2 separate regions of the Homo sapiens genome follow, and region 1 is linked to region 2. A link is a loop called in an ENCODE intact Hi-C map of the cell type or tissue named here. Cell type or tissue: Caco-2. All regions are shown on one strand. Each heading gives the region's core, and the rest is flanking DNA. Links, peaks and the distances in the headings are about the cores only. Region 1 has its middle 63 kb from the start of PBX1. Region 2 holds the start of PBX1-AS1 (PBX1 antisense RNA 1).

Region 1 (11,685 bases), core at 1,182-9,181, 280 kb before region 2:
GTTAAGATTAGGTAAGAAAATAGATGTGATGCAATATGAATGGTGCTAAACACGGAGAACATATTCATAGATTTCATTGTCCTCTCTGTCCCTCACCATCTAATGAGGTTTGGTCAGCTTGTGCACATAGCATAATGTGTTGTATTGCCCAAGAGGGGTAACTGGGGCTGAGAAGAAGAATAAAGTGAAGACAATGTGCCTCTTTCCTACCTTCTGTGAAATACATGAGCACTCAGGTCACTTATGCAACCCTTTCTGGATTCCCAAAACTTCCAGTGTGGCTTTGCAGTCTCTGCTGCTACCTTTCCCTGCTACATAAATTTAGGTAAAGTTTACAGGACACTCAGCAGGTGTCATCAATTATACATACATTATCCCATTTAACTCCCACAACAATCTTATAGGACAAATATAATTATTCTTCTGTGGCATTCTTAATTTTCACCAATATCTGGTTGTCCTCTAGCTTCTGTACAGAAAGGCCTAAAATTTCTCATTCCCTTGCAGTTAGGCACAGCCATGTTACTAGTTACGGACAAAGAAAGGTGAGCAGAAGTGACATGTCTCACTTTTGTGTTTAATTGTCAGTGCTCAAATCTACAGTTCCCCCTTCCTCTGCCATAATGACTTAGGGGACTACTTTTCCAAATGGTATTGCTGCAAAATAATTTCACATAGAGGATAATTGCAAACTTTGTGTGAATTAAAAATAAATCTTTGTTGTGTTAAGCCAGAGAGATGATAGAGTTCCTTTTTGTTGTAGTATAGCCTGACCTATTTTGGTTGACACATACCCATTTTTCAGGTGAGGAACCTGAGAATCACATTTGAAATCTTTTCTATCTGAATCCAAACCCATCCTTCTTCGTCTCTAATATTCTACATGAAGATGCCAGATAAAATATATGCATCAAGAAAAGTCTGGGTGAACACAGTGGCTCATGACTGTAATCCCAGCACTTTGGGAGGCCAAGGCGGCTGGATCATGGCATCAGGAGTTCGAGACCAGCCTGGCCAACATGGTGAAACCCTGTCTCTACTAAACAAAAAATTAGCTGGGCATGGTGGTGGGTGCCTGCAATCCCAGCTACTCAGGAGGCTGAAGCAGAGAATTGCTTGAACCTGGGAGGCAGAGGTTGCAGTGAGCCGAGATCATGCCACTGCATTCCAGCATGGATGACAGAGCAAGACTCTGTCTCAAAAAAAAAAGAAGAAAAGAAAGAAAAGAAAATTCCTTCTGAAAACAAATGTAGGATATGTAAATAACGAATCACCAATGGTAAAATGTCAGGAACTCTAGACAATCAGGAATTCAAAAGAACTTCTGGAAAGTCATTAAATCGCTCCGGAAACGGATCTGCCTCTTTTGCAACTCTCACTCTGATAGTGTGGTGGTGGGGCTAGAGTCAGGGACAGGGGTCGGAACAGTGGCTGAAGCCACGGCAATGATAGGTTATAAAGATCAGCATGTTAATGTGATCACCAATGTTAAAGAGAGTCGCTTTGTAGAGTTTTAGGAGTATCCAGGGAATAATATTCCTCTTTCCCTTCTGATTTTGGAACCAGTAAGAGATAGACCCAGGAATTAGACAGATGGGGATCAAACATCAACTTTATAAAAGGCTGGATTGAAGGACATGAGTTGGAATTTTATCCTGAAATTAAACCTACCCATCAAATCACAGGTAGATGGATAACCTCAGGCCCCCTCCTCATCTCCTGCAGAGGCACAGCTCATCCCAAGAAGCCCACTCCATGATGAGAGAGCCAACTAGAATACACCCACTCAGTAGGGACTAAACCAAGCATAACTAGTTCCTTCTTCCAAACTCCAATCAGGTGGGTCACTCCTTCTTAAAGGCCTGGATATGCTGGAGCAACTCATTTTCTCTTTCCTGCTTCAGTTGATCAAAGAAGGGGATAAATTTAATAAACTATAAGGCTCTTTCAAACTCTGTAAATCTGTGTAATACTTAATGTTAAAAGTGAGGAAAATAGTTTACTTGCAAACAATAGTGCAGCCCATCAAATAGCCACCAGGGTATTTATGAAGTATTGACGGGACAAAATATGAAGGCTCTGCAACTCTGGTTATTCCAGTGATGTGTGCACAGAGACAGAGATGGTTATAATAAGCTCTCCAGCCCTGTGGAAGCAGAGGTTAAGAAAAGGATTTGAACTGCAGTGGGCAAGAGGGCCAGGTCATGCTCTAACCCTAAAAAGAAAAGTTCCAAGCCAGAATGCAGCCCATTGGAACAAACCGGAGAGAAAGATATTTTGAAATCTCTTTGATTTATGACCTACTATAGGACATTAAGACATTATTTATGATCGATATATATGCCTGTAGGTATCCCACTGGAGCCATTGATGCTGCCTCACACTGTGGAGGTTGGCCAGCCCAATCCAACAGACATACTATCTGTGTCCTGTTGGTGCAGGCAATAAACCCAGATGTAGCCATCTATCTCCCTGAAAATGGTGCTGGTTACTCCAGCCCTTGGGAGACTGACCCAGAGATATGGATTTGCAGGGAGAAGGCAGGTTGGTAGAAGAAGCCAGAGAGTAACAGGCTTCCCTCCATCATTCTCATTTGAAATTTCTTACAGCACCCTCCTTCCATAATTCAACTTCTTTAAAAAACCACACAGAATAGCCTTGAGTCATTTGGACATTCACTAAAAAGCTTCCTCAACGTATTTTTCACAGTTTACATATAAAATGCAAAATAGGAACTTTTTTGTCCCCAAGAAGCTGCCTCCTGTTGGGGACAGGGGAAAGGCACTCATTCTCTAAAACTCTATGATCCAGTCATATTTCTCTTCTTCCATTCAATCCAATGAATATGCCATGTACCCTCTCACCTTCAGGTCTGTGAACATCCTTAAACATCCTTCCCAATGACAATATCACTCTCACTGAACATATATTCCCCACCTCTGCTCAAAAAAAGTGTGTGTGTGTGTGTGTGTGTATATATATATATATACACAATATACATATATATATGCAATCACTATTATATCAGGCAATCCCTTACCTTGCACTCCTACCCTTCTTGTAAATCTCAGCTTAAATATCAGTTTTTCCAAGAGGCCTTTCCTGAGGCCCTAGACTAGGTCAGATTTCCCTAAAACATGTTATCATGCACCTTGTGCTTCCCCTAGCGTAATACTCATTACACTGGACTAGAATTACTTGCGGCCTATTTTGTTAGCTAGACTGTTCTGCAGGAGAGGGGCTGCATCTGTCTTGGTCATACCAATCCAGTAGACTTGCCATCTGTATTCTCTGGCCCAGATTGTAAATCCAGATGTAGCCATCTATCTTCCTGAAAATGGTCTTGGTTCTTAATGCTCTTGGAAAGCTGACCCAGAGGTCTGGTTTCGTGGAGAGAAGACATATTGCTAAGAAGAGAATTTCATGCATTTCAAGTGACTAGTAAAGTCCCAAGTAAGTAGAAGGTGTTCAATAAATATTTGTTAAAGATTAAATAAGTGAATGAGTGAAATTATTACAGAACGATCAAGTGCTTATCAGAGAAATGACTATAAATTCAATAGCACTCAACTAATAAAAAGAGAAAATCCAATTGATGTTGCATTTGATTTGCTTGGTTGAGTTTGGAAACAGAGAAACTGACTACTTTTTGTGCCTTGAATAACCTTTCCACAAAGAGCATTCATTCTTTTTTTTTTTTTTGACCCTTCTGTTTGTTTATAATGAGGACTAACCCATACCTGATTCTTCATCACCAGATGAAGTATTATCTCAACCTCCCCGCTAGTTTTTTCTAGGATGTATAATGCAAGGCAAAAGGTAAAAATCAATTTAGTAATGTGTCTGCATTTGGTCAACAGCAAAACCTGCATAGGTTTCTCTCTCTAAGGAAGAAGCTAAAATTAAAAGAAGAGGGAAAAAAAGACAAAGTCTGATTACAACTGTAAATGAGGAGAAGTTAGATGTTCTCTTACTGGTTTCAGTCGGCTGTGTAATAGCTCCAGAGCCCAGGCAACACGTTCCACAGGAGCTGTTGGCCAACAAGATGGCCATAATTAGCAGATTTACTAATTTGATCCTTGTTAATAACCTATTATGGTCAATTTATAAATTTTAGACTTGATCATGTCTTTCACTCTATAACCAAATTTGGAAGGAGAGGAAGGAGCTGACTTCTCTCTCCAAGTATGTTTCTCTAAGGAATGCATGTAAACAGCAAGTGTTTCAGGCTGTTTTTATGAGGTGGAGACAGTGCTCACAGCTCAGTGGATAAGTCTACCTTGCAGTTGCTATTCGTTTGTGTCTGTGAAGCTGAGCACCCTTTTAGCTTCTCACTCTGCTGGCTTGGACTGACCCCTGCTATTGATATGATAACTTTCTCCCACTTTCAACATAATATTCATTCCACAAATATTTATAGAGTTTCTACTATGTGCTAGATAATGGGGATTCAGTGGTGAACAAAACAAACATACAGTTGTCTTCAAGAAGTTTATAATCTAGTGAATGGCACAGATCATAAAATAATATTGTAGATAATAAATGCAGAATTACAGATTGTGATGAATCAGAAAGAAAAGGTAAAATGTGTTATGGGAGATTGTAATGAGGAAATGTTTTAATTTAAGAGATGATAGAAAGTTTCTCTAAGGACGGCCAGGCGCGGTGGCTCACGCCTGTAATCCCAGCACTTGGGAGGCCGAGGCAGGCAGATCACCTGAGGTCAGGAGTTCGGGACTAGCCTGACCGACATGGATAAACCCTGTCTCTACTAAAAAAAAAACAAAATTAGCCGGGTGTGGTGGTGCATGACTGTAATCCCAGCTACTTGGGAGGCTGAGGCAGGAGAATCACTTGAACCCAGGGGGTCGAGGTTGCGGTGAGCCGAGATAGTGCCGTTGTACTCCAGCCTGGGCAACAAGAGCGAAACTCCGTCTCAAAAAGAAAAAAAAAGAAAGTTTCTCTAAGAAATTATGGGCCCAGAGAATGAATGGATTTAGGCAGTAAAAGACAAGGGGTAGGCCGGGCACAGTGGCTCACGCCTGTAATCCCAGCACTTTGGGAGGCCGAGGCAGGCGGATCACCTGAGATCAAGAGTTCGAGACCAGACTGGCCAACATGGCGAAACCCTGTCTGTACTAAAAATACAAAAATTAGCTGGGTGTGGTTGCACATGCCTGTAATCCCAGCTACTCGAAGGCAGGGGCAGGAGAATCACTTGAACCCAGGAGGTGGAATTTGCAGTGAGCAGAGATCGCGCCACTGCACTCCAGCCTGGGCGACAGAGCAAGATGTCTAAAAAAAAAAAGCCGGGCACGGTGGCTCACTCCTGTAATCCCAGCACTTTCAGAGGCCGAGGCGGGCGGATCACAAGGTCAGGAGTTTGAGACCAGCCTGACCAATATGGTGAAACCCTGTCTCTACTAAAAATACAAAAATTAGCAGGGTGTGGTGGTGCACGCCTGTAGTCCCAGCTACTTGGGAGACTGAGGCAGGAGAATCGCTTGAACCCAGGAGGTGGAGGTTGCAGTGAGCAGAGATCATGCCACTGCACTCCAGCTTGGGCAACAGAGCGAGACTCCATCTCAAAAAAAAAAAAAAAAAAGGACATAGGTTTTCTCATAAAAAAAGTTTTAAGCAACAGATTGAAGTGATCTTAAGACCTCTCTGGCTCTGGAGGAGAATAGATTGGAAAAAGGGTAAGAATAAATGCAAGGAGAACAGTCAGGATGCTGCTACTATAGATCAAGTGAGAAACCCACCAATGGCTGGACCTAGGGGCATGACCACAGAGGCAGAAACAAGTGGGTAAACTGAAGTTATATTTGGAGAAGGAATTGGCAGGACATTTGGACCAACCCTCTTTCTGCATGAGCTCCCAAGATCCGTAGCGTCTGCTGAAGAAATATGTGCCTATGTTCAGACAGACTTTGCCTCCATGTGAATCAGCTGGTAAGACTGTCAACTAAGCAGCCCAGCTCTGTCTCTGGTGCAGTCTGGTTATTTCAGTCATACAGACATGGCCTTAATGACAGTCTCATTCTATCTATAGACATAGTATCAAATCTGGTTTACACTGAACCAGATTTTTTTATCCTACTCAGCTCCGTGGGAGAAGTTTCTCTTCCCAAGAGCAGCATAGAGAGAGAACCTGGCCATATATTTATAAAATTGGGGGTGGAAAGATCTGATACAAGATAGCAGGAGTTTTTAGAGCAAGAGTTTTATGGCTGGATTCCAATTAATTTGTGGATCTCTCTTCCTGAACAGAGGGAGTTGGCTGAGATGCTGAAGTTAGCAAATTGCCTGCTTCATGCAGGCGCCATGTCCATTTCAGAATGCTTTCTATGGATTTTTTTCCCACGTCATCTATTAATTACCTAATTACATCGTCTAATTGTGGGATTCTTCATGTATTTACACTGACTACGTAATTGGGTGCAATTACACTAATTAGGTTAATGATACAGGATAACAGACTACAAATTGCTTTAAAGGGACACTGGGAAAGCTAGTAGGCCAAAAACCCTTTGGAGGTAGGTCAGGATCTGTCTATTAGCAGCTCAGAGCTTCCCACTCCTTCATCTTTATCCTGAACTTTCAGATCCATTGAAGAGAACAACATGGGAGAATTAGCAAAACCCTATTGCCCAAGACCAGGAGACCGAGGGCAAAGCTATGAGACAGGCAGTTTGTGGGTGACCCCAGGTACTCCTGTTACAGTAGGCAGATTAATGCCTCCCCACAAAGTTGTCCATGCCCTAACACCCAGAACCCGGAATACATTACCTTACATTTAAAAAAAGACTGCAGATGTGACTAAGGGTAAGAACCTCGAGATAGGGGGATTATTCTTGCTTTTCTGAGTGGGTCCAATCTAATTACATGAGCTCTTAAAAGTGGATAACCTTTCCAGCTGGGTCACAGATATGTGACAAACAAAGGCAAAAAAAAAAAAAAAGAATCTGGAGGCCAGACGTGGTGGCCCACACCTGTAATCCCAGCACTTTGGGAGGCCGAGTCGGGCAAATCACTTGAGGCCAGGAGTTTGAGACCAACCTGGCCAACACGGTGAAACCCATCTCTACTGAAAATACAAAAATTAGCCAGGCGTGGTGGCCTATAATCCCAGCTACCCTGTAGGCTGAAGCAGGAGAATCACTTGAACCCAGGAGACAGGGGTTTCAGTGAGCCAAGATTGTGCCACTGCACTCCCGCCTGGGTGACAGAGTAAGGCTCTGTCTCAAAAAAAAAAAAAAAAATTAGTTTGAAGCTGGCAGCATGAGAAGGATTCAACACCTCACTGCTGGTGCTGAGAAGCAGGGGCCATTTGCAAGGATCAGGGAGAAACAGCAAGGAAATGGGGGACCTCAGTCCTACAACCCCATGGAACTCAATTCTGACACCTCAATGAGCAAGGAAATGAATTCTGCCCTAGAGCCTACAGGAAGAAACTTGGCCCTGACAACAACCAGGTTTTAGCCTGACAAGACCCCTGTTGCACTTCTGACTTACAGAACTGAAAGATAATAAATTTGTGTCATTTAGGACACTAGATTCATGATAATTTGTTACAGTGGCAATTGAAAACTAATACACTTCTCCACACTTTGCTCCTCCGTTTTCTCTCCTCCACTCACTTTCTGTATGTTACTTATTGGCATGCATATTCTGTCCTCGGCTCTCTCTTATCAGTCTGTTTTCAAGGAAAGATCTAATGGCAATATTGTCCTCTAATATGAACATATATCAGTGTTACCTCTCCCTATGACATTTGCATTTTCAGTTTAGTTCTAATTGTGTAATAAAATAAAATTTTGTTCATAAAAGTAGAGTGAGAGCCTCATACTCGGAGTTAGATCAATGTCATTTCAAATCCCAGCTCAGCTATTTAGTTGCTCTGTGACCATAGTGACTGGGGACGTTGTATAACCTGAACTTCATTTTCCTTACAGTAAAGCAGGGATAATAGTGTCCACCTAATAGGGTTGTTACAAACATGTAAAGAGATTACGTACATTAAGCGCCTAGAATAATGCCTGGCCCACGGACAATATTCCATGAGTTTCCTTCCTTCCTCTGATAAGAACCTAAGCCATCAATGATCAACAAGGAGAAGTAACAAGAGAGTCGGGGCACTTTCCTATACCCCTAAATATCACAAGATTCCATGAGACAAAATAAAATGCTAGATTATTTATTTCATATAACCTTAGAACCACCAGTAGGACTAAAAAAAGTAAGATCCTTGCCTAAAGGGAGCTGGGTAACATAGCCACTCAAAAGCATTTGCTATCCTAGACTGCTTCTGATGGTACAACAGAAAGGGATGTGAGTAGAGACAGCCAGGTGGGTTTGACTCCTGCCCTTGCTGCCCATTGTGGACTAGTCTTAGAGACATAGGGCGAAGACAGCTTGGTATCTGGACTTCTAACTACAGCTCTTGGCCACTCTTAAAGCAAATGATCCTAAGCAGTTCCTGAGAATATTTGTGCTACATGTGGATTGAGAAAAGAGTGGAGAGAGAATAACAGTAGTAGTAGTTAAACTTTATCTAACATCTACTCTGTACAAAGTACCAATCTAAGCATTTTATGTATATTAAATAATTTAATACTTTCAATAACCTTTGTAGAAGTTGGGTGACCTATTCTGATTTTGCTTTACGGAACACAAAGAAATAAATTAATTCTCTCAAGGTTATCCACTGTTCATAGTCAGAGCTTGGATTTGCACTTGGGTGCCCCTGCTCTAGAGGTAATGCTGTTGGCAGTATGCCACATCCTGATGCTAGCGTTTGGGGCCCAGCATCACTGGGAGGATGACTGTTAGTTGTGTTTTCCCAGTTCACACCAAAGCCATTAAGGGGCTTATCATAACAAGGTAAACAGGCCCAGACCCCAAGCACAATCTTGTCCCCAGGGGTGATCTAATCAGCTTTTTAAAAATCTGATCTGGATTAGACAGAGAGAGAGCATCATTCATGGAGTTAGACTTCTTGTTTCAAATCCCAGTTCAGTTACTTCCTAGCAGTATGGTCTTGGAGAGATTGCTTAATCCAAGCCTTCTTAAGTAAAAATGAATAATGATGTCTTAAAAGCAAAGAGGACTTTGGGAGGCCGAGGCAGGAGGATCACGTGAGGTCAGGAGTTCGAGACTAGCCTGGCCAAAATGGCAAAACCCCGTCTCTACTAAAAACACAAAAATTAGCTGGGTGTGGTAGCGGGCGCCTGTAATCCCAGCTACTTGGGAGGCTGAGGCAGGAGAATCACTTGAACCCAGGAGGCAGAAGTTACAGTGAGCCAAGATTGCGCCATTGCACTCCAGCCTGGGTGACAGAGACTCCACCTCAAAAAAAAAAAAAGAAAAGAAGAAGAGGGATTCTGATTCTTATATGCTTGTGAAAATTGGATTTGAGCCCATTAAGTACAGTCATGTATTTCTTTTTTTTTTTTGAGATGGAGTTTCGCTCTTGTTGCCCAGGCTGGAGTGCAATGGCGTGATCTTGGCTCACTGCAACCTCCGCCTCCCAGGTTCAAGCAATTCTCCTGCCTCAGCCTCCTGAGTAGCTGGGATTACAGGCATGTGCCACCACACCCGGCTAGTTTTGTATTTTTAGTAGAGACGAGGTTTCTCCACATTGGTCAGGCTGGTCTTGAACTCCCAACCTCAGGTGATCTGCCCGCCTCAGCCTCCCAAATGCTGGGATTACAGGCATGAGCCACCATGCCCAGCCAGTCATGTATTTCTTAATGATGGGGATATGTTCTGAGAAATGTGTCATCAGGCAATTTCTTCATTGCGTGAGCATCAGAGGGTGTACTTACACAAACCTAGATGGTATAGCCTACTACACACCGAGGCTATGTGGTATAGCCTGTTGCTACTAGGCTACAAACCTGTACAAGCATGTTATTGGACTGAATACTTCAAGCAATTGTAATACAATAATAACTATTTGTGTATCTAAACCTATCTAAACATAGAAAAGATACAGTAAAAAATATGGTATAAAAGAAAAAATGGGATGATTGAGGTGGCTGGCAAGATGGCCAAATAGGAACAGTTCTGGTCTGCAGCTCCCAGCAAGATCAATGCAGAAGGCGGGTGATTTCTGCATGTTCAACTGAGGTACCCAGCTCATCTCATTGGGAGTTGTTAGACAGTGGGTGCAGCCCACAGAGGGCAAGCTGAAGCAAGGTGGAGTGTCACCTCACCTGGGAACTACAAGACATCAGGGAATTCCCTCCCCTAGCCAAGGGAAGCCCTGAGGGATGGTGCCGTGAGGAGCGGTGCATTTAGGTCCAGATACTATGCTTTTCCCACACCTTCTCAACTCATAGACCAGGAGATTCCCTCGGGTGCCTACGCCACCAGGGCCCTGGGTTTCAAGCACAAAACTGGGTAGCCATTTGGCCAGACACCGAGTTAGCTGCAGGAGTTTTTTTCATACTCCAGTGGCACCTGGAAAGCCAGTGACAGAGAACTGTTCACTCCCCTGGAAAGGGGGCTGAAGCCAGGGAGCCAAGTGGCCTAGCTCAGTGGATCCCAATCCCACGGAACCCAGCAAGCTAAAATCCACTGGCTTGAAATTCTCGCTGCTAGCATGGCAGTCTGAAGTCAACCTGGGATGCTGGAGTTTGGTGGGGGGAGGGGTGTCCACCATTACTGAGGCTTGAGTAGGCGGTTTTCCCCTCACAGTGTAAACAAAGCCAACAGGAAGTTTGAATGGGCAGAGTCCACCATAGCTCTTCAAAGCCACTGTAGCCAGACTGCCTCCCTAGATTCCTCCTCTCTAGGCAGGGCATCTCTGAAAGAAAGGCAGAAGCCCCAGTCAGGGGCTTATAGATAAAACTCCCATCTCCCTGGGACAGAGCACCTGGAGGAACAGGTGGCTGTGGGAGCAGCTTCAGCAGACTTAAATGTTCCTGCCTGCTGGCTCTGAACAGAGCAGCTGATCTCCCAGCACAGTGCTCAAGCTCTGCTAATGGACAGACTGCCTCCTCAAGTGGGTCCCTGACCCCTGTGCCTCCTGACTGGGAGACACCTCCCAGCAGGGGTCAACAGACACCTCATACAGGAGAGTTCTGGCTGGCATCTGGCAGGTACCCCTCTGGGTTGAAGCTTCCAGAAGAAGGAACAGGTAGCAACCTTTGCTGTTCTGCAGACTCCACTGGTGATACCCAGGCAAACAGGGTCTGCTGTGGACCTCCAGCAAACTCCAGCAGACCTGTAGCAGAGGGGCCTGACTGTTAGAAGGAAAACCAACAAACAGAAAGGAATAGCATCAACATCAACAAAAAGGTCGTCTACACAAAAACCCCATCCAAAGGTCACCAACATCAAAGACCAAAGGTAGATAAATCCATGAGGATGAGGAAAAACCAATGCAAAAAGGCTGAAAATTCTAAAAACCAGAACGCCTCTTCTCCTCCAAAGGATCACAACTCCTTGCCAGAAAGGGAACAAAACTGGATGGAGAATGAGTTTGACGAATTGACAGAAGTAGGCTTCAGAAGATGGCTAATAACAAACTCCTCCAAGCTAAAGGTGCATGTTCTAACCCAATGCAAGGAAGCTAAGAATCTTGACAAAAGGTTAGAGGAATTGCTAGCTAGAATAACCATTTTAGAGAAGAACATAAATGACCTGATGGAGCTTAAAAACACAGCACGAGAACTTTGT
Region 2 (11,685 bases), core at 1,780-9,779:
TTAGAAACATATAGAGGTGATGTCTTGACAAAAAAGAGCAAGCAGTATAAAGATGTACATGTAGCCCTACCTACTTCCATGATTTTTGTCTCTGCCCAGCAAGAGTCAGTGTTATCTTTAAAAACAAATTGCTTCTGGTATATGTGCGATAACATGTATGTGTGAGATTGTGCACATGTACATGTGCAGTGGAGTGGGCATCAATGTATTTTACTGATTGAAGAACACAGAATAATTTCTATTCTCATTTGTTTTGGAAACTTGGAACAGGAAGAGGGAACTTGGCTTCATCAATGAAGATGATTGGCTCCCGATAATGGCTCCCTTCTGGTGCCAGATTTAAGGCAGGAAAAAGCAAACAGCTGTTCAAAATGACTTTCACCTAGTAAACACAGGAGAGAAGGCAGCTAACACTTACTGGATGCCTTCTGTGTGCCCAGCTTTAGTCTAATTGCTTTACACATGTTAACTCATTTAAACCTGATGGCAATCCTGTGAGATAAATGTGGTTCTCCCCAGTTTACAGATGAAGAAACAACTGAGGCTTTGAGAAGTGAACTGACTCTCCCAGAGTCAGACAGCTAACAAGAGGCAGAGGAGTTGGAATTTAACTTAGGTCTGTCTCATTATAAAACCATCCAGTTTCCAGGGTACCATGGAAACTTGTGTCACTGTGAGTCAGATACTCTCATTCTGTCAGGGTGTGAAATGCCCCTTAAAATACTGTTATGTGAAATCATAGCTGGTGGCTTTATGCACTATCCTCACTGACTCTGCTAACCTTGTTTGAATAAATTAAAAAATATTTATGAACATGTACCATGCCCCTAGCAAAGTTCTAAATGCCGTTGGGGGAAAAAAGAAGGGTAAAATATGGTCCCTGCCCTTGGATGGGTAACTCTCATTTGGCAATCAGAAAAGCAGTACATGCAGCAGCTGATGGCCATGATGATATTTAATAAATTTGTGACTTGGGTGACAACAGAAACTGAATAACTGTATGACATCATTCAAGCACAAAATCCAGAAGCTGAGAAGGGGGAGATTAGTATATGCTAGGGTGAAGGGAATCTAGAAGGACAGTTTAAATGTGGCTGCATGGAAGGCTGGAAGGAAGACTTGAGAGAAACAGCTGGACTGAGCAGTGATTGTAGAAACATAAAGTGTCATCATTACAGATTTAAGAAGAGTAACATCTGCCTGGCACTTTACAGTTTCCAGAGCACTTTATTTTCTTATTTCTATTTTCTCTCACTTCCATTATTATTGTTATTAATCATCATCACCCCTGCTTTACCTATGAGGAACACCAATCAAGTACCATCCCTTACACATATTGTGCCCTAGGAAGGGCTCCTGAGGAAATAAATAAAAGACTCTCATGCTGAGAGAGAAGCAGCAGGACACTTGCTCATGGTCACACAGCTAGTGAGAAGCAGAGACTTGGCCTTATCCCACGCCCTCTGATTCCAAGTTTGGATAAAAAATAAAGGCTTTTTCTAGAGTTTTATATTCCTTATCAATGGCTTCCAGTTTACAAATGGGTTGTATTCCAGAAATTTTCTTTTCTTTCCTTTTCTTTTATTTATTTATTTATTTATTTTTTTTTTTTTGAGACAGAGTCTGGCTCTGTCACCCAGCCTGGAATGCAGTAGTGTGATCACTGCAACCTTTGCCTCCCGGGTTCAAGCGATTCTCCTGCCTCAGCCTCCTTGAGTAGCTGGGATTACAGGCACGCACCACCATATCCAGCTAATCTTTTTGTATTTTTGGTAGAGACGGGGTTTCACGATGTTGGTCAGGCTGGTCTCGAACTCCCGACCTCGTGATCCGCCCGCCTCAGCCTCCCAAAGTGCTGGGATTACAGGTGTGAGCTTTTATCCTGTTTTTTTTTTCTTTGCAACCTATAACACATTTTCAGGAAGTGTCATAAAGCTAGATTCCAAGGTCCATTTGGACCTATTGCAAAAGAGAATATGCCTTAACTGTGACCTGCTTATTCTGTTTTAATTATGTCTGTTCACTCTTTACAAAATAGTTCTTAATACAAACAATACATTCTGAGGCAGGGCAGACTATATAATTTGTGGGTCCCAGTACAAAAGGAAAATGTCAACTCTTCATTCAAAAATTAAGTATTTCAAGATGGCGTCATCAGAGCATGAAACCAAACACGGGGTCCTTCTGCATGAGGGGCCCTGGGGTTCCACACAGGTCTCATGCTCACAAAGCCAGTGCTTTGGTTTAGAATACAAGGAATACCTTTTTATCCTAGAAATTTTATCAGAGAGTGCGCTGGAGGCATATACATGTGCGGGGCCCGGAGAGGAGGAGTGGACAGGATATGGATTGGATATGGCTTTCTGCGTCCAACTGCACTCTACTCCTAAGTACCAGGAACGTGTTAACTCTCAGTTGCACAAGGAAAAATATCTCTTGATAAGTCATCCCCAAAGAATTCTGATTTGGAGCAAAGGGGAGGATGTAAAAGTGGGAGGTAGTACAAACATCAAAAAAAGAAAAAAAAAAAAGGCTTTCTGTACTCACTGCCAACTCAGATTTGGTTCATTTTCAAGTTTATAAGTTTATTATTATAAGTGTAGATAAGGCTCATTCTTATGTAGAGGTCCCAGTACCTTCCACATATATTTCTGGCACAGAAAAACAGATGGGATAGAAATTTACACAAAAATCACATCTGCCACTCTGGACAATTAAGCAAAACATGAAATTGCAACTAAAAACCACAGGGTATTTAAATAGAACAAGATTTCAAATGAAGGACTCATGTTGTTGAACCAGAATGTGGTTTAACTCTACATCTTCTGAAAAGGGAGGATATTTTTTGGTCTTTCCATATATACTTTTTTTTTTTCCACATCAGTAGATGTGCCTACTTAACGAAAACAACTTTTCTCATTCAGAGAGAGGCTAAGCCAAAATATAGTACTCTTTCGAATCATATTATCTGAAGGGACATGAAAAGGGAGTAAAAAAAACCTAACATTGATTTCACACCAGCCATGTGCTAGGGGCTCAGCAAAACTGCAGACAGCAAGTACAGCCGGCTTTATTTTACAGTTGAGGAAACAAGCTCTGAGATGTCATCCAAGGCCTCCCAGACAATAAGTGCTAGCTTGGGACTTAAGGCTTGAATTCTAAGTCCAAGCTTGTATTCTTCCCACACACCAGACTACCCATCCTGTTCTGAATTCCAACACAAGAAGCCCAGGACACAGAGGGGCACAGGGCCTGCAAAGCAATCCAGCCCCTCAACCTTGCAGGAACCCAATCATCAAGAGGGGAGACCCTACTATTAACATTCTCTGGGTCCTCATGGAGGCTGAGCACTGCTTTATAACTTTGCTTTTGCTCCCTTAAATGTTTCGGAAATGTGACTTGGATTTATAGATTGCAACGGCTTTCCATTGTGTGAAACCCAGTGGTTCCCGATAGAATGGTTCCAGCCAGCAAGAACAGTTGCCTTGTGCTGAGTGTAGCGGAAGAAGACAATAATTGACAGAGAAGCATATCATCTCTTTCTACCCAGTGTACCCAATCCACTCTGCCTCATCTCCCCACCATGGACCTGGAATGTTGTCAACCTACTTGTGTGAGATAAGAAAACTCTCATTAAGAAATCCATTCATCACGCCTGTAATCCCAGCCCTTTGGGAGGCTGAGGCAGGCAGATCACTTGAGGCCAGTAGTTCAAGCCCAGCCTGGGCGATATGGTGAAATCTGTTTCTACTAAAAATACAGAAATTAACTGGGTGTGGTGGCACACGCCTGTAATCCCCCAGCTACTCTAGAGGCTTAGGCATGAGAATTGGTTGAACCCAGGAGGCGGAGGTTGCAGTGAGCTGAGATCACACCACTGCACTCCAGCCTGGGCAACAGGGTGAGACTCTGTCTCAAAAAGAAAAAAAAAAAAGAGGAAAGAAGGAAAGAAGGAAGGCAGGCCAGCCATTCAAATTGATTCGAACATCAGATTCTTTGAACTTGCACATGTGATGTGGTTTGACTCCCTTATAAATACATCGAATTTGGTGGCTTAAAGCTTTAGAGTGGATCATGAAGAATCTCACAGGGGTCAAATGAGACTCTGGCCCCAAATTATGGATCTGTACTTGGGGTACATTTTCTTTCCTGGCCCCTACAAAGGTGAGCAGAAGACACATTTCCTTTGGTGTCAGAAGTGGCTTCATCTTTGTGGTCCTGCAGGGTAAAGTGTGACACAAGAGAAGACTTAGGTCCAGAAGATGCTATACATAAAGTGGGGAAAGCACCTTGCCCCTAATGAAGGCCCCTGAGACATGCACTCTTTTCTGCCCTTCACATGATGAAGTCTCACTTTGACATTTATTAAATGGGCCCGGTAGAACCAGTCCTCTCCTAAGGCTGTTGTAAGGACCAGATGAGGTCTTGTGTGTGCTGTACAAATGGGAATGACACCATCATAACCAGGAAGATTGAGTTGGAGTTGGAAATCTAGGGAGCATGGCAAATGTGGACCTTGAGCCAACTTTTATTACTGTGGCACCAAATCATTTATGAATAACTTATATATAAGTGATGAAACTCTATAGTACTAAAAGGAACTTGGTTCCAGTCACTTGCCCTCATGCCCTTACTCCATTTTGGTCTATAAAAAAAGTCAGTGCTCATGTTGATTCCCACACTTTCTCTCTGCTTGCCTGCACCTATTCCAGTTACCTACCTTTTGACTCCCTTTTTTTAGCTTTCAGATGGTAACTGACTTGAGACCAGTACATCCCTGCACATAAGCAGACAGTCCATGCTTATCTGAATTCCTGGTGTAAGCCCAGGGTAGTGCAAAGAGCATGGACATTGAAGAACTGCACTTGCGTAAGCTGTAACTTTGAACTTATTTTCCTAAAAAATAGGCATCCAGGATCTACTTCTGAAGCTTGATGTGTGGGTCAGCATAGACAATGTAGGTGAGATAAAATGAAAGCTGTTGGGAAGGTATAAAATACTATCAAAATAAAGAAGTCTAAATTGATATTCAAAGGCTATCTGACTATCTCTGCCTTTTTAGAGAATGCTTGTTTTCCAGGTCCGTGTCTTAGCCCTCCCAGACCCATCTCTGCTCTTTATAGATAAAGTTGAGTGACTTTCCCAAGATTACAAAGATCAAGAGTGGCAGACCAAGGACATCTCTCACTTGAAAACTAGGGCTCTTTTCACTGTAGCCAGCTCTTTGTTGGGAAATCTTCATAATCAGTGTCACCTTCTGTGCTCCAACTCCTCAGCCTCACGCTTGGGTGAACACTTCCTTCCCTTCTTGACCATTGCAGGCTAGTGCCATTCTCTTCTTCAGTTTTCATTGCTGGGATGTCTTGCAGCATGATGCCTTAGCTGTTCTGTATCTATGGGGGTCCATCATTTTCCCCTTAAGGATCTTCTCCTATAGGGTGCAATTATGCAGTTATCTTACTGGCTCATCTCTATTTTCTGCTATAACTTTTGAAGTGCATCACCGTCTCTAACTGTTTGTACTGGCGGCTCAGAGAATTTCCTTGAGCAAAGTGCATTTCTGAAGCCAAGTCCCAGCACTGCCATGTCTTTTGATGCCCTTGGTCTCCTTTCTCAGATGTGAGTAAAAATATTGGTGTTAATTACATAGGCTTGAGATACATGCAAAGAAGAGGGTGAAGACAGCCGTGACCTCTGAAAGAGAGGCATAGGTCAGTAAAAGATGCATTCATTCCAAAGACTGCTGCTTGTCCTGTGTTGGGCCAATCCTTTTCAGCAAGGTAATTTAAATTTAAAGTCAGCATTCTCCTGATTCTGTTTCCTAAAGGTTCCAGCTTTCATAGGATGGGTACACTTCACTCCCAGGCCTCCTGGGAGGCCTCCTCTACCCTTCCTCTACCGTTTTCTTGCTTCTCCCTAAAAACCTTGAAGATATGGAATACTTCCTGCCTACATCTTCAACTCAGAGACCGCCAGGGGATTTCAGTGTTTATTGCTTTTTTCTCTGGGTTTGGAACAGTTCCGACCAGGTACTATTTGAAAAATGTAGAAGTATTTTTTTGCTTATTATCAAAAGGAGAATGTAGTTTTCTTGCAACAAAATGAGAACTTGATATCTTTCTTGCCTCGAGGGTGTGTGTTGGGAGACGGGGGTGGTGTTCAGCCTTCTCTTCCTCCACCTCTGTATCCTGGTAGCCAGAATTGAAGTTCCAAGCCACACCAAGGAGGGTGGCTGCCTTTCATGAAAGGCAGACATGTAGTAATTACCTTTTTGCCTATCTGCCGCCGTCCCCTTGTGCTGAGGGGGTTCCCTTGCCGCTCTGTCTGTTGTCTGCACACTGCATTTGTTTGTCTGGAATGCAGAACTCCTTGCACTTGACAATCACTACAGTCTTTCTGCTTTTTCTCTTAAACAGCTTTTTTAAAGCACCCAGAGACCCTTAAAAAAAAAAAAAGAATGCAAATAGAAATTGCGCTGGAAGCTGAACTGAACATTGTTGCGAGTCATGAGATCCCAGCCACACTGGGACAAACTATTTTTTATTTTGGGTAATATTTTTTCTTTGGCATTTATTACACCTCTGTTAAACACAGCTCATGTGACACAGTGTTACTCATAGGCAATCAGAAAAAAGCTGAAAGTTGAGCCATTAGTAGGGCAGGGCAACTTATTGTTAATAGCAGCCATTAAAGCTGAAAGGAAAAATTACCCATCTGCCCCCGCCAGACCTGTCTGTCTGAGATCGAGATTGGGCCTCCAGGCCGGAAGGGGGGCTGGGCAAACATGAGGGAAGGAGAATGGAATGTAGAAACCGAGATCTTTGTAAGGGAAGATAGAGCTGAATTCAAGTGTGGGCCCTACCCCAAGAATAGGGGGGAAAAAAATCCTGCCCCAAGAATTCCAGCTGTCCTTTGTCTGTTCATCCTTTCTCAGGAAAGCACCTGATAGCTTTTATCCAAAGATCTGCTGCAAAATCCATTTTAGCTACAGACAGGAAATGCAAAAGAAAGATTCCTGTAGCAACAACACCTTGTAATTATGAAATACTTTCCATCACAGTGCATAACATATAGCAGATTTACTACACCAAAATTCTTTGCCGTTAGATCTTGGGGTACAGCAGTGAAATTTTCTCTATCTTTAAAAGAACATGTGGTTTAAACCCCTTTCAGGCATTTTAAATCCTAGCCAAAGGTGCAACACCGTTTACCAACTCTGACAAGCCACTCTAAAAGTGTGCTTGTTTGATGGGGCCATATCAGATATCACATAGGAAAATAAATTTGAGAGGGCTTTGCCACGAGTATGTTTATAAAACTCACAACTGGTCTGGAAAAAGAAAGGCAAGTGGCCCATTTTACAGATGGTGCTAACACACTCCAGTGCAGAGAGTGACTGTTGTCACCAGGATCACATATCAATTTGGAAAATTGTAATAGAAACCAGACTTGTGGCTTGGAGTATAGCCCCTGAAAGGGACTAGGACAGCCCACTCCCCTGCCCTGTCCTCCTTACACCTTAAAAGGGACAGTGATTGGGGACTATTGCTGCCCCGCGTGCTTTTTCAGGCAGAGATATCAGAATGAGGTCTGAAAGGATAGTTGGGTGGCCCCAGAGAAGACCTCCACGGCTGGCTAAGAGTCTGAGCATTGCTGGCAGTACTTAGCATTTAGGCTACCCTGAGTGCATGCCTGGCTCATGATAAGTGGTTAGGCCTGTCAGAGGCGGGAGGTGCCTGCTGACTCAGACCCAGAGAGGTGACTCCTACTCTTGAGTGTCTGATTTCTCAGATATGACCATATCCAGTTCTGGGCTCCAGCCCTGACCTGTTCCTTGGCTATCAGAACTATCATAAGGCCAGATCAGCTTAACTCATCTCCAAGGTAATTCTTGGTAGATTTTGGTTCCTTCTTGCATTTTGTGGCTTTGTCCCACTAAGAGCAGTTGTTCTCAGCCCTCTGTACTGGTGGCACAATTTTGAATACTGTAATTATTTTGGTTGCATTTTGGAATGAATTTAAAGTTCTCGCAAAGGATCTTCAGCTCCATGTCACTCATCAGAGCTCTTTTCTATTTTCCAGCTCTTGCATATAGGTAACACGCGCACACACACACACACACACACACACACACAGAGTTTTTCTTGATATGCTGTCTCTTGCCTTCCACTGTCAGATCGTAACCTGATAGACTGAATTGAGTGACCCACTCACACTCAGCTCAGCATTCCTATTTCAAACACTGCTGACACACGGTATATCTTCATGTGTACCAGCAATCAGACTGTAGTCAATTAAATTGTTTTGAAAATTAGGTTTATGCACTTATCAGTTGTTTGAGAGTCTGGCAGTTTTGGCCTTAAGAGTTCCCTGTCAAAGACTATGGCGTGAAAGATCACTGCTTTCAGGCTTCTATGCTGTGATTAAATGTGGAGAGTGGTTTTGGGGACATGTGTCTTAAGGGATAAGCTAGTGAGGAATAGGTTGGGACTGGTAGGACGAGCGGCCTGTGGCACATTTCAGAGCCCTCAACCGTACCCCACACTGCATGGGCCATGACTCTCTCTTCACCCATGGATCATCTCTAGAGGGGATTCATGATGTCACCTGGAGTCTCTGCTCTCTCCAAGTGTACTGGAAAGGATTGGGTGTTGGGAAGGCATTGGAAAGCTGGTATTAGAAGAGTTAGCTGGGGAGAGATTTGACTGAAGAGAAGGAAGCGTGTTTGCAGTGTTAACGCAGTGGATCTGCCTCAAGAGGCCCAGAACTTAAGAAAGCCAGGAAGCTATTTTTCTACGACTCCCCATGTTAGTGAAGGCAATTTTTTAACGTGATATCCACTTTGAATTCTTTGATCTTTAAGAAATATGAGTAAGAGAAAAGGATAGATGGCAAGATAGATGAGGAACTTCAGAGGGGGCTAAGATTACTTTAAGGGAAAGCTAATGAGTTGTTGAATTGTTTTACATAGTGGGGTGCTATGAATAGGATGTTAAGGAAAGTTCTTCACAAATAAATGACAGAATAAAAAAAAAATAAACCTAACATAAGACAATTTTCTTTTTCAGCAAGGCACAGGGTTCTTTGGGAAGCTTCAAAAAATTCAAAAGTCATAGTGCCTTTTTTCATGGAATTCACTAAGTAGAGACTTTTTTGTAGGCATATCATTAAATGCTGGACTCTCAAGTTTTCGAAATGAGAAGTCTCCATCTGGGAGGTATAAAAGGAAACCCCCATCTGGTTGGTTTTAGCATCTTCAAGGTGAGGATACAATTCTTAAAATTGTCTACCTATTTCTGAGTCCTGGTTCAAATTCCTTTGTGATGTCTATGTCAGCTGGGACCCTGTAGGCCCCACTGAGTTGCACATCACCAAGTGTGCCCATCACTGTGGTTAGAGGCCGTGGGCTGTGTACTACAGACAATGCTGTAATTGCTTCTGTGACCAAGTGAGGGCGGAGTTTGCCCTTTATGTGATGTAGGCAATATTCTATTTTTAATAAGCCAGAAAAATCTGTTCAAATCCAGTAACTTCAAGATTTTCCAAAGACTGGAAGATGTGGAGGACGTGGGCATCAGCTGGAATCTGATTTCTCTCCCCTCCACACTTGCTCTTCCCCATTTCTCAACTGCTGTCTCCCAGTGTAATTACCATCTCAAGCATTTTCTGTTCGTCCCCTGTAGGTACACCACATCGTGCCAACAACCCATGGCCCAGCAGGAATATACAGTAGCCTTTGCCAGGGTCCACCAGGGCTTGATTACACTTCACGGCTGTAATTCAAGCCTGCTAATCCTCCTCTGCGTTCGGAAAAGAGGCCTGTTCTGTTAGATAAGCTGATTACTGTCTGGTGTGTGCTTCATGCCTAGCAAGAGTTGTTTATATGTGGAATTATTGCTGGCTGGGCTCTGTGCTTCGCTACACCGAGGAAGCTCGCTTAGGGGTCAGGGGTGTCAGGCTTCACCTCTGATCTGGGAGGGGTGAGAAGTGGAGTGTTGATTACAGCTGTTTTTCTCTCAACCTCTGTGCTGGTGGCTAAATATTTACTTTTCTCTGTTAACGGAAGGAGCCAGATAAGATTTTAAGAGTCTGAGACTTTTGCCCCTAGGACCCACTGTCAAAGATCATAGAGTGAAAGATCACTGCCCCAGACTTGCCACATTCTGATTAGGTTTGCAAGGCGATCTTAGTGGTCTTTTTGTCTTTAGGGCTACGTTAGGGAGGACTATGGCGGGACAAGTTGAGTGTGTGGTGAAATCAACAGCCACAGATTGAAGAGTGCCCGACCACAGGGAAAGGATGCCCGCAGAGACCATGTGAATGCTTTCTCACACTCAAAGATGTTTTCTTCAAAGCCACAGAAGCCTTGAAACCACCTTTGCCTCTGCCTACCAGCCCATCTCTGGTCTGGTGTGGAGCTTGTGGCTTGGGTGCAGTCTACGAAGCCCTTGCTCTTCATGGAGGAGGAAGTGCATTTTGTTATAACCGTCTGCCCAGTGATGTTGGCGTGATTTATGCTGGCTGCACTCTCAGGATTCCCATCCCTTTTGCGGGGTATTTTGTCCCCAGATGCAGAGCTGAGGTTCTGCTTAATACTGGCTTTTAAGTGTTTAAGCCCTACAAATGGCTATTCGGTTTAATGGTGTAAGGATGGGGTGAGTGCTGAAACAAGTACAGGTAAACACAAGCACCTGGCCCTTGTCACCTGCTGCATGGGCATACATTGGGGTCTGTTTGTATATTTGAATATGTGGCAGTCTACACTGGAGTAAGGAAATAAGGATGAATGTCAAAAGGCTTAATTGTGATGATATCACAATTGAGGCCATTTGTTGAGTAAACTTCCTCCACATCTCTGTATACTAATAATCGGTTTGTCAGCTTTTCTCTATGACACTATCATTTCCTTTAGGGCAGGCACTTTGTCTTTCATTTCTGTGACCGTTACCTGTCTGGCCCATAGTAACCAATCAAGGAATGGGTCTTTGATTTAGTGTATGAATAATTAATAGATTTCAGTGAAGAGGCAGCCTATCCTAGATTGAATGCGCGGTATAAATTGTTAGGTATTTATCATAGCTCATTGTACGTGGGTTCCTTCCCAGGTACCTTTCTTGCCTTTCTTTCTAGGAAGCAGAGAATCCGCATCCCCAGAAACATGGGTGTTCCTTAGGTGTAAAGGGCATGGCCAGCTAAAGGCAGAACAGAAAAGCTGCTCTGGAAGGGGTACTGGGCGGCTGTGGCATGTGATTTAGAAGGAAGGGGTGCTGTGCTATGTCCTCACTGCTGAGACATCTGGGCCACATAATACCTCTTGATCCACAAATATCTTGAGTGTTATCTCCCTCTTTTCTTTTGCCATTCCCACCCCTCTTTTTCCTTTTTGAGTCCTCTTTGTTTTTCATCTAAAGTGTTCTCTTCCCTTTGCCTTTTCTAGGGAAATACTTGTCCCTTAAAGATCAGCATATTCTCCAAATGGATGAATTGTGCCCCAAGGGGGATTTCTTTTCCTAGTGACTTTAATTTCTAGTCTTAGAACATATCCAAAAGGAAACACAGAAGTGCAAAGTTTTAAGCCTAACTTGAGCAATAAAAGATTTCTTTTCTGTGCAATGATTAACTTTCCCTTCTTTAATTTCAAGAGGTTAATGAATCTGTGAGCTTAGTATACTTGTCATTGTACAT

What was found. Peaks named below come from ENCODE experiments on the same cell type or tissue, not always from the same donor. Only the 100,000 strongest peaks of a DNase experiment are listed, where the experiment ranks them.
Region 1: it touches region 2 in a loop (2.0-fold over the local background); 2 of 110 quality-filtered maps call a loop at or near these places.

Annotation. Positions count from the first base shown.
Region 1 is chr1:164,490,144-164,501,828 of GRCh38, forward strand. No RefSeq gene overlaps it. Among named protein-coding and RNA genes, the nearest start is that of PBX1, 63 kb to the right of the region's middle. In Caco-2, for the core only: no CTCF peak of the experiment used is centred there; no DNase peak of the experiment used is centred there.
Region 2 is chr1:164,765,139-164,776,823 of GRCh38, forward strand. All of the region lies in intron 2 of PBX1 (PBX homeobox 1), which reads left to right. It overlaps PBX1-AS1 (PBX1 antisense RNA 1), which reads right to left and starts at 9,503. Exons shown (of 4, transcript NR_038072.1): 1 at 9,291-9,503; 2 at 5,189-6,439; 3 at 4,721-4,978; 4 at 3,978-4,218. In Caco-2, for the core only: no CTCF peak of the experiment used is centred there; DNase peaks (open chromatin) are centred at 6,753 and 7,723.